Regions from separate parts of the Homo sapiens genome. Here region 2 is linked to region 1. A link is an interaction called in ENCODE POLR2A ChIA-PET data of the cell type or tissue named here. Cell type or tissue: PC-3. All regions are shown on one strand. Links, peaks and the distances in the headings refer to the core of each region. The heading gives the core; the rest is flanking DNA.

The links. ChIA-PET counts read pairs that join two places held together with the same protein. Peaks named below come from ENCODE experiments on the same cell type or tissue, not always from the same donor. Only the 100,000 strongest peaks of a DNase experiment are listed, where the experiment ranks them.
Region 2: POLR2A ChIA-PET joins it to region 1 with 5 read pairs; 2 of 35 experiments call an interaction of 5 or more read pairs at or near these places.

What each region holds. Positions count from the first base shown.
Region 1 is chr14:66,751,514-66,759,313 of GRCh38, forward strand. All of the region lies in intron 2 of GPHN (gephyrin), which reads left to right. LOC124903332 (a long non-coding RNA gene) reads left to right here. Exons shown (of 2, transcript XR_007064219.1): 2 at 1-3,521. It also overlaps the pseudogene LOC107984694. Among named protein-coding and RNA genes, the nearest start is that of GPHN, 250 kb to the left of the region's middle. In PC-3, for the core only: no CTCF peak of the experiment used is centred there; no DNase peak of the experiment used is centred there.
Region 2 is chr14:66,971,635-66,979,434 of GRCh38, forward strand. All of the region lies in intron 9 of GPHN (gephyrin), which reads left to right. Among named protein-coding and RNA genes, the nearest start is that of GARIN2, 210 kb to the right of the region's middle. In PC-3, for the core only: no CTCF peak of the experiment used is centred there; a DNase peak (open chromatin) is centred at 3,177.

The DNA of each region.
Region 1 (7,800 bases), core at 1,232-5,231:
GTTTGCCCACTTATTAATGGGGTTGTTTGGATTTTTCTTTTAAATTTGTTTAAGTTCCTTATAGATGCTGGATACTAGACTTTTGTCAGATGCATAGTTTGCAAAAATTTTCTCCCGTTCTGTAGGTTGTCTGTTTATTCTGTTGATAGTTTCTTTTGCTGTGCAGAAACTCTCCATTTGTAGAGCCCTGCAGGATAGATTTAGCATAATTCTTGAAGACCCTAGTATTTTCAGAATGGTCAATGAGCATTGGCTTCAACTTAAAGTCACTAGCTGCACTAGTCCCTACCAAGAGAGTCAACCTGTCCTGTGAAGCTTTGAAGCCAGGCATTGACTTTTCCTCTCTCTATGTGAAAGTCCTAGATGGTATCTTCTTCCAGTATTTAAGGTTGTCTTATCTACATTGAAATTCTGTTATATAGAATAGCCACCTTCATCAATGATCTTAGCTAGATCTTCTGGATAACTTACTGCAGCTTCTACACTAGCACTTGCTGCTTTACCTCGTATGTTTTTGTTACAGATATAGCTTCTTAAACCTCATGAAGCAACTTCTGCTAGCTTCCAACTTTTCTTCTGCAGTTTCCTCACCTCTCTCAGCCTTCATAGAATCGAAGAGAATTAGGGCCTTGTTCTGAATTAGGCTTTGGCTTAAGGAAATGTTGTGGCTTCTATCAAGACCACTCAGACTTTCTCCATATTAGCAATAAGGCTTTCTCTCTCTTGTCATTTGTGTATTCACTGGAGTAGCACTTTTAATTTTTTTCAAAAACTTTCCCTTTGTATGCACTACTTGGCTTTTTGCCATAAGAGAAGGTTATCTCAGCTTTTGACATGCTTTCTTCTCTAGCTTATTCATTTCTAGCTTTTGATTTAAAGTGAGAGATATGTGACTCTTCCTTTCACTTGAATAGAAACCACTGTAGGGTTATTAATTGGCCTAACGATGTTGTTTCTCAAGGAATAAGGAGACCCAAGAAGAGGGAGAGAGACAGGAAAATGGCCAGCTGGTCGAGCAGTCAGAACACACACATTTACTGATTAAGTCCCCTGTCTTATATGGGCTCAATTGATGTTGACTCCAAACAATTACAAGAGTAATATCAAAGGTTAATTATTACAGTTTACAATAGCAGACATGATATTAATGAAAAAGTTTTAAATACTACGAGAATTACTAAAACGTGACACAGACGTGAAGTGAGCACATGCACTTGGAAAAATGGCCCCAGCAGACTTCCTTGACATGGGTTGCCAGAAACCTTCAGGTTGTGAAAAGCACAATAAAGCGAAGCACAATAAAAAAATGTGTTTCTTAAACAACAAGACTATAATGGACAAGAAAGAGCTGAGACTAGAGACAGGAGACCAACATGTTAATCTTAAGTCAGGAATCCTAAAGTGAAGCAATAGGAGTGGTTAAAAAAAAAAAAAAAAGAGAAGAGAGATTGATTTAATAAATAATTGTAATATAGAATTAGTAGCATTGAATCCTGATACACCCACAGAAAATATATACAAACGTGTTTAAATAATGAAAATTTATGGTAGATTCTGTTATTGGCCCTGATTTTCAACCATGTCCGTCAAAGCCCTTTGCCATATAATTTTTTAGGAACCCACTGTTGGGGGTGGAGTGGACTTCCTTGCCTTATGAATTTGTATTTGACCACTTAACTTGTTGTTACCAATGGATAGAGCCCCTGGGTATATACTTACTCTCTTGTACATCCACCATGCAATAAGAATATGTGTGACAGTATTTTGGTGTCAGGAGAAGGATGAGAGATACATGGGGGAGAGCTACTCCCAGGCCTGGACCAGATAATTCTTCAGTTAGCCATGTACTCATGAATGAACCCAGCTGAGCCCAGCCTGGAGCAGCCATTTTTTAAGCAGTGCACAGATTTAGGATAAATAATAAGTTATGATTGTTTTAAGCCCCTGAGTTTTAGGGTGGCAGTCATAGCTAACTGATATAAAGTTTCTATTCTGCCAAAAAAAAAAAATTTTAAAGAAAGTTATATTCTATTCTATTTTCACACATCAATTGATGTGAAAACAAAATATAATCTACTGATCCAACAGGAAAACTGCTTGCATTATTGGTTTTATTTATTAGACTGCCTTAATGCAGCAATCACGCAGCTAGAAAGGGAAAAATAAAACGAATATAATTTATAAAAATAGCTTTATTGAGATATACCTTATATATCATAAAATTTACTTATTTTAAGTGCACAATTCAGTGATTTTTAGTATACTTATTTTTGCCACTGTCACCACAATGTAATTTCAAACATTTCCATCATCCCAAAAGAAATCTCTGTGCCCATTACCAGTCACTTTTTTTCTCTCCCACCTCCAGCTTAAGACTATGTAACCACAAATCTACTTCCTATCACTATAGATTTGCCTATTCTAGACTTTTCATAGCAATAGAATTATACAACATATAGGGATTTTTGTGTTTAGCTTTTTTCACTGAGCATTTTTTAAGGTGCTTCTATATTGAAGCATGTTTTAGTAGTTCTTTTTTATTTCTGGATAGTAATCCATTATCTGAGTTTATCACATTTTGTTTATTTATTCATCAGTTAATGGATATTTGAGTTTTCCACTTTTTGTCTATTATCAATAATGGTATGAACATTCATTTACAAGTGTTTGTACAAACATTATGTTTTTATTTCTCTTAGATAAGTACTTAGTTGTAGTAGAATTTCTGGGTCATATGGTGACTCTGTCTTCAGCATTCTGAGAAACTTAAAGTTTTCCAAAGTGACTGTGCCATTTTACACTCCCACCAGAAATTTATGAGGGAAAACTGATAGTAATTTAATTATACTGAATATTCAATTTATACTACTAGTGACTTTCATATCATAATACAGAATGATAACTATATATAAAAGATAATAATCAGATAATCTGAAAATAATAAAACTGTGAAATGTACTTCTCTCTATAGTGAGTCATATGTGTAAGTTATGCAGCAGGTGAAGAAATGTGTAAGATAGGCCTTTTAAAACACAATCTTAAATCTTATTAAGGTTTTCTAGAGTAATATAAATAATGCGATAATAGAAATAAGATCTACTTATTTTCTACTATTCTGTAAAATTATTAAATAATTAAATTTTCTTTCTATAGTAATCTTGTTACACCAAGCTCACTTTGTACTATTGTGCCTATACAGAAATTACACTAATTTTTCCTCCATTAAAACATTAAAATAGCCTTTTGACTTTTATAGACTTCAGAGAAGTTGTCATTATATCTCAAGTGCTATGAATGTGAACTGTGGGAATGTGAACTTTACTAAGAATCAATTATATAGCCTAAGTTGGTGTTTTATATTTGTTTTTCCTGCACTGTTATGGAAACCTGTAAAATATGTTAACATTGAACTATTTGGTCTTATTTAGACAGTATTTTATCTTACAATGCTGTATGATGAAATCCTGCACTCAAATAAAACATTAATCAGCAGAACTTAAATAAAAATATATGACTGTTAATTTTGTAGTCTTCCTACTTGCTTAGAAATTAAATTTCTAATAAATCTTTGTCTCTGATTTTGTGCAAAACAATGCTATTGGCTGGTGACTTCACTGTCTAAGAATATGGATTTATAAAGGTATAGAGAGTATCGGTTATATAGAGGTATCAGGTAAAGTTCATGCAAGCCAAATATTTTTAAGCATTCAATGGTGTTTTCTTGTAGGAATTAAATGTATTTATTAGCTTGACTTTACTGACTATGTTTGCTTAATATTAATCTATTAGAGCATAACTGCATAACATGGGTTTTAAATGAAGCTTGCTGTTACTCTAAATTTATGTCACAAATGTGGCTCTGGGAAATTTTTCAAGTTTGTCTCAGTGCTTTAAGCCTTATAAAAATGAGCAAGTAACTCATAAATAATAGACAGTTCCTCAGAAGTCATTTAAAGTGCACTCCTTTTATTGGCAAAATTTCCATATGTTCTTTGGCTCTTTGAGATGTAGACTCTGTAGAGCTATTTAACTACCATTATTTTCTGGTGATTTTTTTCAGGTACCTTTCTTTATGATTTATGGTTCTGTAAAATCTTACCTCAGTGTGTAGCTAGAATTATTTAGTCACATATTTTTAAATAATTTTAAAATTTCGTAAAAATTCCTGTGACCCATGAACATCATCAACCAATGTTATGAGATAAAATACTTCCCTCCCCAAATTAGAATGCTTTTCTTTCATATATTTCAAGCGTGAGTCAGAATTGGAAAGGTACTAATTTAAATGCATTGTGCTTTCTCTAAAGTGGACAAAAGGAAAATAATAGTTAATAAGAGAGCTTTCTAGCATGGTACCAAATAAATATTTGGGCTGGTGAATGAGCAAGAGAAGTACAACAATCCACTTGTCCTGACTTTCAAGAGTTTTCTCCTTGCCAACTTATCACATTTGTAATTAATTAATATTTGTGCATTTATCTGCTTAATGTCTTCCTCTCTTTATTATAAGTTGTATAAACACAAAGATTGTCTATCTTATTCTCTCCTTTACCTCTAACCCCAGGATATTGTGGGGCACATGGTAGAAGTTGCTCAAAAAAGTTTTTGTTGAATATATTCATGAATTTGAATGTTTTGCCCTACAAATTAACTTTAAAAGTACTTATGGAGTACATGCCGATTTAATATACCTATAATAAATATGAATATTCATTGCATGTGTACATGTCAATATTTAACAGCTATCATTTATTTAATGCTTTTTTTCAACTTTACAAAGTGCCCTAACATATTTTTTTAAATGTTTGTTGCTCACAGTAATCCTGTGAGGCATATGATGATATTGCTGTCATTCCTCCATATCCACAGGTTTCTTATCTAAACCTGTGGTTGTGTAGGCAGGGGCACAACTGTGCTTTGCATCCACAGATGTGGAGGGCCAACAGAACTCGAGCATCCTCTGCATTTTGTATCCACGGTGGTCCTGGAACCAATCCTCCATGGATATGGAGAGTCAACTGCATTTCCATTTTATAGGCAAGCAATATGGAGTTTAGATTAAAAAAAATTGTTTGCTCCAAGAACACATAAGTTTTTAAGTGATCAATCCTGGACTTGAATCATTTGTTTTTACTGTCTTTTGGATGGCAACATTAACTTTGTACCATATACCTAGTTCTTCATTAATTAAGAGATGGTTACAAAATTAAGATACATATAATTGTCATAAGATCCTCAAATAAATAAATGCTTTCAGTTATTTTACATGTGCTGAGAATAGTAGTCACCTTTGATAATGAGAATGAAGTATAATAAATCTAGGTTATGATGTTTATTTAAGTCTGAATCATGTAAAACAGAACAGGCATACTTCTAAACTAATTCTGTTAGACAGAAATAGAAATCCCTGACAATTAATGAAGTAGCACATAGTGGTCTTTGAATTACCTGAATTAGTTATTTTCTTACATATGCCACAGATACTTGAGTTCAGCTCATTAAATTTTCTATTATTTCATTAAAACCAATGCAGTTAGCGGTAATAGGGGAGTGAAAGGAGAAGGAAATTGTGTAGAGCAAGATACTTTATTTGAGAGTGGTTATGTATGAGGTGGAGGTGGGGAATCCAGGAAAACCATGGAGTTATGAAAAAATTAAAACTCATTGGTATATTTTATTTGAACTAAAGTTGATACAATCTCCAAGAACTAGAAGTATTTATTACATAAAATCATCTTTTTCAAAAGTATATGTAAACCTTAATTGCTGTCAGAAAAATATGCACAATAGTGTGTATACTTGCATTAAAAAGGGATATATATATATATACACGCACACACACACACACAAATATAAATGGGAGATATAAGTGCAATTGCATTTATTGATTGATTGAGACCAATTCTCACTCTGTCACCCAGGCTGGAGTGCTGTGGCACTATCTCAGCTCAGTGCAGCCTCCACCTCCTGGGTTCAAGCGATTCTCCTGCCTTAGCCTCCCGAGTAGCTGGGATAACAAGCGCGTACCACCCTGTCCAGCTAACTTTTGTATTTTTAGTAGAGACAGGGTTTCACCATGTTGGCCAGGCTGGTCTCAAACTCCTGGCCTCAAGTAATCTGCCCACCTCAGCCTCCCAAAGTGTTGGGATTACAGGCGTGAGCCACCACACCTGGCTGCAATTGCTTTTATATGCATAGAGGGACACATAAAAATCTGGTTGGCAGGGTAGGGAGGAAAACTTTTTACTGTATGCACTTCCCTAACATTATAGTTATTTTTACCATGTGAATGTGTTGTGGTCTTTCTGCTCCTTAATTCAGCTAGGTCCAAGTCTTTTTCTCACAACCAGGAAGAATTAGGCAGGCATGTGGACACTGTACAGTGAGTGGAATAGAATTTATTAAGTGAAAGGAAAAATTCTCAGCCAAGAGGGGATGTGGTGGGGAGGGGTGTTTCCCCCACCCAAAGGTGGGAAAATTCCCCGTGTAGCTGGTCCTGGGCCTTTTATGGACTTAGAATGGGGAGTATGTGCTGATTGGTTTGTGATTATGCAAAAAAGGTTAAAGTGAAGACACCACTCAAAGGTGGGCACGACAGTGTAGAAAACCAATTAGGAAAGGGTAGGTATATATAAAGTAGGTGAAGGTGGGGATCAGTCAGAGGAAAGGCTGCCACACAGGAAGACAAGTTATCGATCCAGTCCAAAGGTTAAACTTGTAGCTTGGCTTTCAGGCTTTAAACTGTCTTTGGCTTGAAAGTGGGATTTCACAGGGGACCCACCCCCTATCTGCCTAGGCATTTGGCTGCCTCCTATCACTCTAATTTTCCCCCTCTGAAAAGGTACCTCTAACTGCCATTAGAATAGGAATGAAGACGATCTTAACTGCTTTCTGCTGATAGAGGGCACTGTTTGGGGAAAATAGCAGTCAAATCTCCCTCAGAGGCTTGTCTAAGGATCCCCAGTAAAAGGGAGCCATCGTTTGAAGCTACAGTTGCGTGACCATTTTGAGTTTGATGGCCTGAAGGCGAGAAGAGAGAAACTGGGTTATTAGAAGACATGTATCAAAATGAAAAAAGGGGGTAAGGACAGCTTAGAAATCCTGAGGCTGCCACCATGCCAGGATAACTGGTGGCTGTAGTTGTACCTGCTAAGGTTTGGGTGCATGGGGCTTGGCTTTGGTTAGCTCCCTTGGCCTTATTTTCCCAAAGAAACCTCCGGGTTATGGGTACCCCATTTATTTCTATCACCTGGCAGGATTTGCAGGATAATTGCCCAGAACTAGAATATTGATCCAGAATTTTACTTTACCCATCCCTCTGTTTCTTGTGAGCTGCAGCCAGAGACCACTGTTTGGTTCACAGGGTTAGTCTAAAACGTAGGCAAAAACTTAAAAACAAATAATGAGATTAGAATTTAATGGCAAGTGTATGATAAGTTTTGAAACATAATTTTTCTCTCTCTAGTCCTCATTTTTGTCAAAAACAAATCATGATAGGACTGAGTTGTTTGCAAAATAAATTTTAATCTTATACTTGGCTTGAATATTTGCATAAAGTGCAGCAAGAATAATTATTTTTCACGTAGGCTTTTAAAATTGGCTTTGATGGAACTCTGTTCCACAAGGAATCTCAGATAAGACTTTCTTAAAGCCGAGCCCAGCCATGGGTTTCTACCCTCAAATGCCTGTGATTTGGGTAAATTCCACTCTTGAGGTCCCAAGATAACTTGGGGTTCCTGGGTCTATTAGAAAGTGACATTCTTTACTCACCACAGGTTAGGAACCCTGTATAGGGACTGT
Region 2 (7,800 bases), core at 1,320-5,319, 220 kb after region 1:
ACCATACCAAAAATTTACAATTTTTAGTTTAGTAAAGGTTAGTTGAAATGTTGAATCTAAAACCCTGGCTAGGACCATTCCATACTCACACCTTAAAATCCATTGGTCTGTCTTGCACTTCAAATGGATCTTTTACCCAGGCATGATTTTGGAACACATATATTGGTCATTTGGAAAATATAAATTCTTCCAAAAGTTGACATATTTTGTTATATTATATCAAAAAGTCACCTTCATTAATATAATCACCAAGCTCATCTAAAAAGTCTGGAATGTACTGGAAGCTCTTAAGCTCATAGTGGCACATAGACATTTTCTAAGTTCTAATTTATGCTTTGAAGCTAGAAATTGGGCTGGGCGTGGTGGCTCACATCTGTAATCGTAGCACTTTGGGAGGCTGAGGCAGGCGGGTCACTTGAGGTCAGGAGTTCGAGACCAGCCTGGCCAACATGGTAAAACCCTGTCTGTACTGAAAACACAAAAATTAGCCAGGTGTGGTGGTACATGCCTGTAGTCCCAGCTGCTTGGGAGGCTGAGGCAGGAGAATCACTTGAACCCAAGAGGTGGAGGCTGCAGTGAGCCGAGATTGCACCATTGCACTCCAGCCGGGGCAAAAGAGCAAGAGTCTGTCTCAAAAAAAAAAAAAAAAAGAAAGAAAAAAAAGAAAAAAGCTAGAAATAGTATTACTGGCAAAAAAGCAACAAATAGTTTTTTCTTAAATTGACAGACTTTGTTTATTTTTGAGAAAATGTATACCAAACATCTAAGTCTGAATAATAATAATTTATTAGTTATTTCATTCTTTCAAGTAAAAATGGTATTCTGTATTAAAAACTAGCTATTCAGCTTACAACTCAAACAATTGCATAAATAAGTGATTTTCCTTGAGACAACCACCATCCTTTGGTATGCAGAAGTATTTTGTTCATACGCCCCATTTTGTCACATTCAAGGCTCAAGTTTTAATTAATTTAATTTTCCCATTTTGTCACATTCAAGGGCCAAGTTTTAATTAATTTTAATTAATTAAATTTAATTTAACTAATATTAAATAGTAAATTTAATGTGTATTAATATTGTCATATAATATTGTAATTACTCATGTAAATGTAAATATTACATTGAGGATATAGTAAATATTAAATTTACTATGTCATTGAGGACAGTATTTCAAACTAGCTTTTTTAAAAAGAAAAACAGAAGATGGCAGTGAATAGAACAGTGATTGTTCATACTACTTGGATCTACTGCCTTAATTTATACTAGGATGTCAATCCACCATTGATTTTGTACCATCAGTGCAAATGTCAACGTAGCCAAAAAGGCAAATAATGTCTGAGTACTATTACTAAAATAATTTTGACTTTGTCAAGCCCTGAAAGGGTCTCCAGGACCCTCATGGGTTTGTGGATCAACTTAAAGAACCATTGATAAAATCAAATGAGCAAACTGGCTTATGTTTCTTGAAAATATTCTGGATGAAAATGATGGCTATTGAATCCTTTATATATATATTTTTTTTCCATAGAAGCAGTATTATAGTGGTATACTCAGTCCAAGAGATCTGATCCAATGACTACCGGTACCATGGTTAAGCATTATAAATAGTTTACCTGTCCTCTGTGATCCAGGTTAATCCTAGGGCAGGGAACACCTACACCTCTCTGATTCCAATGACAGACTTCATTAAATTTTTGAAGATATAAGACCAGAAGTTATAATTCCCAGCTAACTCCATTCATTTTCAATGTGGTATTACTTCTGCACTTGGATAATAACTAATTTTCCCCAGGATATTCTGTCTACTAATAGATAACATACAAAGCCCTCTTTTAAGAAATAGGCCAGACGTGGTGGCTCACACCTGTAATTCCAGCACTTTGGAACGCCAAGGCGGGTGGATCACCTGATGTCAGGATTTAAGACCAGCTTGGTCAACATGCTGAAACCCTGTCTCTACTAAAAATACAAAAATTTAGCTGGGCGTGGTGGTGGGCGCCTGTAATCCCAGCTACTCGGGAGGCTGAGGCAGGAGAATCGCTTGAACCCGAGAGGCGGAGGTTGCAGTGAGCTGAGCTCACGCCACTGCCGTCTAGACTGGTGACAGAGCAAGACTCTGTCTCAAAAAACAAAAAAAGAAAAGAAAAAAAGAAATAACCTGGTTGTTGGCAGATAATTCTATTGAGTATATAACTGGGGATAGCTCATTTTTGAAATCAGTTTAGAACATTTAAAATGTGGGAAATTCAAATAAAAATGCAAATTTTCACTGTTTTCTAAAAAGTCAGATCAACATTGCTGGCCCACCACTGATATAATACTCTATATCAATACTCAGCTAATATTCTTTAGACCCTCCAGACTATTTTACTCACTTACATTAAATGCCTGACTCCTATGGACATTTAAGTAACTGATTTCTGCCCTAATTCTCTGTTATCTAATTTCTCCTCCCTTATAACATGTTTGTTTGGGGATTTATTCTCATTTGTTAGCGAAGCAGAATTTTGAGACTTCAAATAAAAGACAATTCCTTTACACCCTTTTCTAATGAGAAAGGCACTACCTAGTATGGGAAAGAATTTAATATTTTGATGAAACTAAAATTACACAATAAAGCATTTTAACTATTTTTGGTCTATAACTTATTTTCAATAGTTTTCCTCTGATGTTCTGCTGGGTATGTAGGATTTTACCTCGATTTTTCTTTTTTCGTTCATGCAAGTGTCCCCTTTGTTTTTCATTATAATTATCATTATAATGATAATTGAAAATGAAACTTCCCCATCTATTTCTAATTATTTAATGGTCACAGAGCTATGTTTATTACTGAAGCTAAATGTAACAACTATGAAATGTATAATTGCCACTCTGAAGTCTAAACTTGCAAATGAAATTTGATATCTGAGAAGATATAGCAAACCAAAAATTGCTAACTGTAGAATTAACATTTTATAGCTAAGACAGACTGTAAGTGGTATAGTTTCTGTATAGTTTCTTTTTTGTTTAAAAAAAATGTACTTACTCATTTGGAAAAAATTTTTAAAATTCACATAAAAAAGTTCTTATAAAATACCCTTCATAAATAACCACTGTTAAAATTTTGCTATGTATCATTCTCTTATGTTTTTCTATGCATTTAAATTCTTATCATACCAAGAAGGCAGTGATTAAGAGCTCAGTTTCTGGAGTCTGACAGGCCTGATGATGAATCACTTAATACATGTGTGGCTTTCAAAAAGTTACTTCACCTCTATAACCTTAATTATCTCATCTGTAAAATGAAAAATAATGATACTATTTGCTTCATAGGGTTGTCTTAAGAATTTAAGTTAAAAATGTATATAAATCACAGCACAATGATTAAAATATAAGTACTCATTAAACAGTAGCCATTATTATTAAATTGTCTATAGCTTTTAACCTATCTTGCTTACTTAGTAATATGAGCATCTTTCTATGTCATGAACATCTTTATATGTTGTAAATTACCTTCTACAATATTACTTGGATTTTTGATATTCTAATTGATAGATGTGACATAGTTTTTTCACCAACCCGTATTTTGGATATTTTTGTTGTGTCTTATTTTCTAGTTTTAAAAACAATGCTGTAGATAATCTTTCAGAAGTTAAAGGTTTTGGAGTCATCTCTTAATCAAACTCAGTAACTTCTGTTATTTCTACTTTTATTGAAAGTATATGCAGAACTTTTAGGTCTAAGATTTCTATATTTTACATTGACAGCAGGAATAGATCATTTTTATGTCTTCATGAGTTTAATGATATATTGGAAGAAGCAGTTTTTAGCATTTGCATTTGACTGATTTACTGGCAGACATTTAAAAACTATAAACCCAAAGTCGTCTGAAAAGCTAACAAGCTTGAGTGTGTAAAAATATTATACTGCGAGGCACAGCATATTGAGTACCAGCCCTAGGCTACCATATTATAACTTTATGAGGGCTGGGCACAGTGGCTCATGCCTATAATCCCAGCACTTTGGGAGGCCAAGGAGGGAGGATCACTGAAGCCCAGGAGTTCAGGACCAGCCTGGGCAACATAGTGAGACCCTGTCTCTACAAAAAAAAAAAAAATTTAATTAGCTGGGCATGGTGGTAAGTGCCTATAGTGCCAGCTACTCAGGAGAATCACTTGAACCCAGGCGGTTAAGGCTGCAGTGAGCTGTGATGATGCCACTGCACTCCCAGCCTGGGTGACAAAGCAAGGCTCTGTCTCAAAAAATAATAAATAAATAAAACTATGAGGACTAGTTGACCTCAGTTTCTGTTATTTGTAACACCAAGATATTAAATAACCTCTAAAGTCCCTTGTAGGCTTATAATTCTTTTCTTTTGAAATAGTTCCAGTATCAACTAAAAAATATTTTTAAGCCCTTCTCTCTCTGATATTTTATTAATCTCCAATTAATACAGAATAATTTACATGTGTTTATCTTTTGCATTCTGTTCTAGTACATAAAGTACTAGAGACAGAGATTATTAACAGAAAATGTTCTAACTTCACTTAAGATCTTTTACATTTAGGTAAAGCTTGTCTCTGTTAAATGAAATATTGATTTCTCTCGATATCCACTCTAGTTTTGTTCAAGTTATGAGAAGATAGGGAAGTGAACTGTTGAAATACAAGAAATTGTGAAATTAAGAATACTAGCATTCAGTATAATTAAATAGCTTTGATTCATTTCAACTGTTTTTAATTGTTTGGGACATATTTTGTATAAAACAGCCCAACAAATATAAGTGGTCCGTCCTATCATTATTTCAGCAACAAAATTTGTTAGATATTGGCATGATTTAGAGCTATTTAATATCCCATTTTGACTTTAATATAGAGTACATCCCATAGTAAACTATCCTCTGGATCTTCATATCTTACAAGGATACATATTCTAAAATTAGGTATTTTCTGGCCCAAAATTTCAGGATTATCTCCCTACTCATTCTACTTTTGTTAAAGAGAAAACACAGAGTAATTCAGAAATTCATTGAATATTTCAGTGAATATTTTTAAATGCATATTATATGTCAAATACTGTATTAGCTATTGGGGATACAGCAATGAATAGACATTTTAACCCTGTTCTTAAGGAGCTTATAGTGGTAATATGTGAAAATAAAATATTTACAAGAAATCTACCATATACAGGGTTGACAACCTCAAAGAGCTCTTCTAATCCAGTAGGAAAAAGTAAAAAAAGGATGAGTAAAAGGTAAGCATAGTCATTTAATAAAATAAATACATGCAGCACAGAAATATGTGGGGGGGGGGGGAGTACACTCTCACTAGAAATCTACTAAAAATTTAAAACAACACAAATTTTGCAATCAAATTGATGACTATTTAAAAACTATAATCATCAGTACTGTAATGAGCAATGACATGAGTATTTCTTTTCAGACTAATAGGAATATAACCTTTCAAGCAATAAATTCGTATAACCTTTCATACACATGTGTTGTATACCTGTGTTCTCTACTTAAAAAGTATATACAGGCCGGGCGCGGTGGCTCATGCCTGTAATCCCAGTACTTTGGGAGGCCGAGGCGGATGGATCACGAGGCCAGGAGATCGAGACCATCCTGACTAACACGGAGAAACCCTGTCTCTGCTAAAAATACAAAAAATTAGCTGGGCATGGTGGTGGGCGCCTGTAGTCCCAGCTACTTGGAAGGCTGAGGCAGGAGAATCACTTGAACCCGGGAGGCGGAGGTTGCAGTGAGCCAAGATCGCGCCATTGCACTCCAGCCTGGGTGACAGAGCGAGACCCCATCTCAAAAAAAAAAAATTATGTTTTAATCAGTCATTTTGTCTCTAGAAATGTATCCAAAATAAATTATTAAAGAGGCCATCTCAAACTATGTACAGGAATTTTTATCACAGCATTATTTATATTTGTGAAAAATTAGAAATAATTTTAATGTGTATGGAAAATAACTTGTATTAATAGTACACACATATATAAGTTATTCTATAACCTTAAAAATCATCTCATTAAGAATATTTAATGACATGAGAAAATGCTGAAACTACAATGTATAGTTTAAAAATTAGTAAACAATACTGTGTAGGAATAGAATAGCAAATTATTTCACAATATACATTATTTTTAAAACCAGGAAAATATACATATCTGTTTGGTTTTTGTTTGTGTATTTTTTAGATAGGATCTGGTAATTACACGGATGTCCTTTGGCCTATTTTTCAGATTTGTAGCCAAACTTAATAAAGCCAACTAGAGTTATTTATACCTATATTTACAGGCATACCTTGGAGATATTGTAGGTTCAGTTGCAGACCACTGCAATAAAGCAAAAATTGCAATAAAGTGAGTCACACAAATTTTTCGGTATCCCAGTACCTGTAAAAATTATGTTTATACTCTCCTGTAGTCTATTAAGTGTGAAAAGGATTATGTCTAAAAAAACACACTGTGCATACCTTAATTAAAAAATACGTTAGTCCTAAACCGTTATTACAATCATCTGAGCCATCAGCAGGTCATAATCTTTTTGCTGGTAGAGGGTCTTGCCTCAATGCTGATGGCTGCTGACTGATCAGGGTAGTGGCTGCTGAAGGCTGGTGTGGCTGTGGCAATTTCTTAAAATCAGACAAGTTTGCCAGATCGATTGACCCTTCCTTTCACAAGAGATTTTGCTGTAGAATGCAATGTTGTTTGAATGCATTTTTTCTACAGTGAAACTTCCTTCAAAATTGGAGTCAATCCTCTCAAACCCTGCTGCTGCTTAATCAAGTTTATTTATGTAAAATCATTTGTTGTAATTCCAACAAAGTTCACAGCATCTTTACCAGGAGTAGATTTCATCTCAAGGAACTCCTTTCTTTGTTCCTTCATAAGAAGAAACTTGTCATCTGTGAAAGTTTTATCATGAGTATCACAGTAATTCAGTCGCAACTTCAGGCTCCCCTTCTAATTGTAGTTCTTTTGCTATTTCTACCACATCTGCAGTTCTTTCTCCTCCACCGAAGTCTTCAACTCCTAAACATCCATATGGTTGGAATCAACTTCTTCCAACTCCTATTAATGTTGATATTCTGGGCTCCCATGAACCAAAAATGTTCTGAATGGCATCTAAAATAATGAATTATTTCTGGATGGTTTTCAATTTACTTTGCTCAGATCAATTATAGGAATTACTATATGGCAACTGTATAGCCTTACGAAATCTATTTTTAAAATAATAACATTTGAATGTTGAAATTACTTCTTGATCTGTAGGGTGAAGAGTGGATGTTGTATTAGCAGGCATGAAAACATTATCTCCTTGTATATCCCAATCAGAGCTCTTGGATGACTAGGTACAATGTCAATGAATACTTATATTTTGAAAGGAATCTTTTTGTCTAAGCAGTGGATTTAACATATTTAGTAAACCATGCTGCAAAAAGATGTGCTGTCATCTAGGCTTTCTTGTTCCATTTGTAGAGCACAGGCAGGGTAGATTTTGCATAATTCTTAAAGGCCATAGTACTTCCAGAATGGTCACTAATCATCGGCTTCCACTTAAAGTCAGCAGCTGCATTATTCCCTACCAAGATAGTCATCCAGTCCTTTTAAGTTTTAAAGCCAGGCTTTAACTTCACCTCTCTAGCAATGAAAGTCCTAGATGACATCTGCTTCCATTTATATAAGGCTGTTTTATCTACACTGAAAATCTGTTGTTTAGTATAGCTGCCTTCATCAAGGATTTTAGCTAGATTTTCTGGGTAACTTGCTGCAGCTTCTACAGCAGCACTTGCTGCTTCACATTGCTCTTAT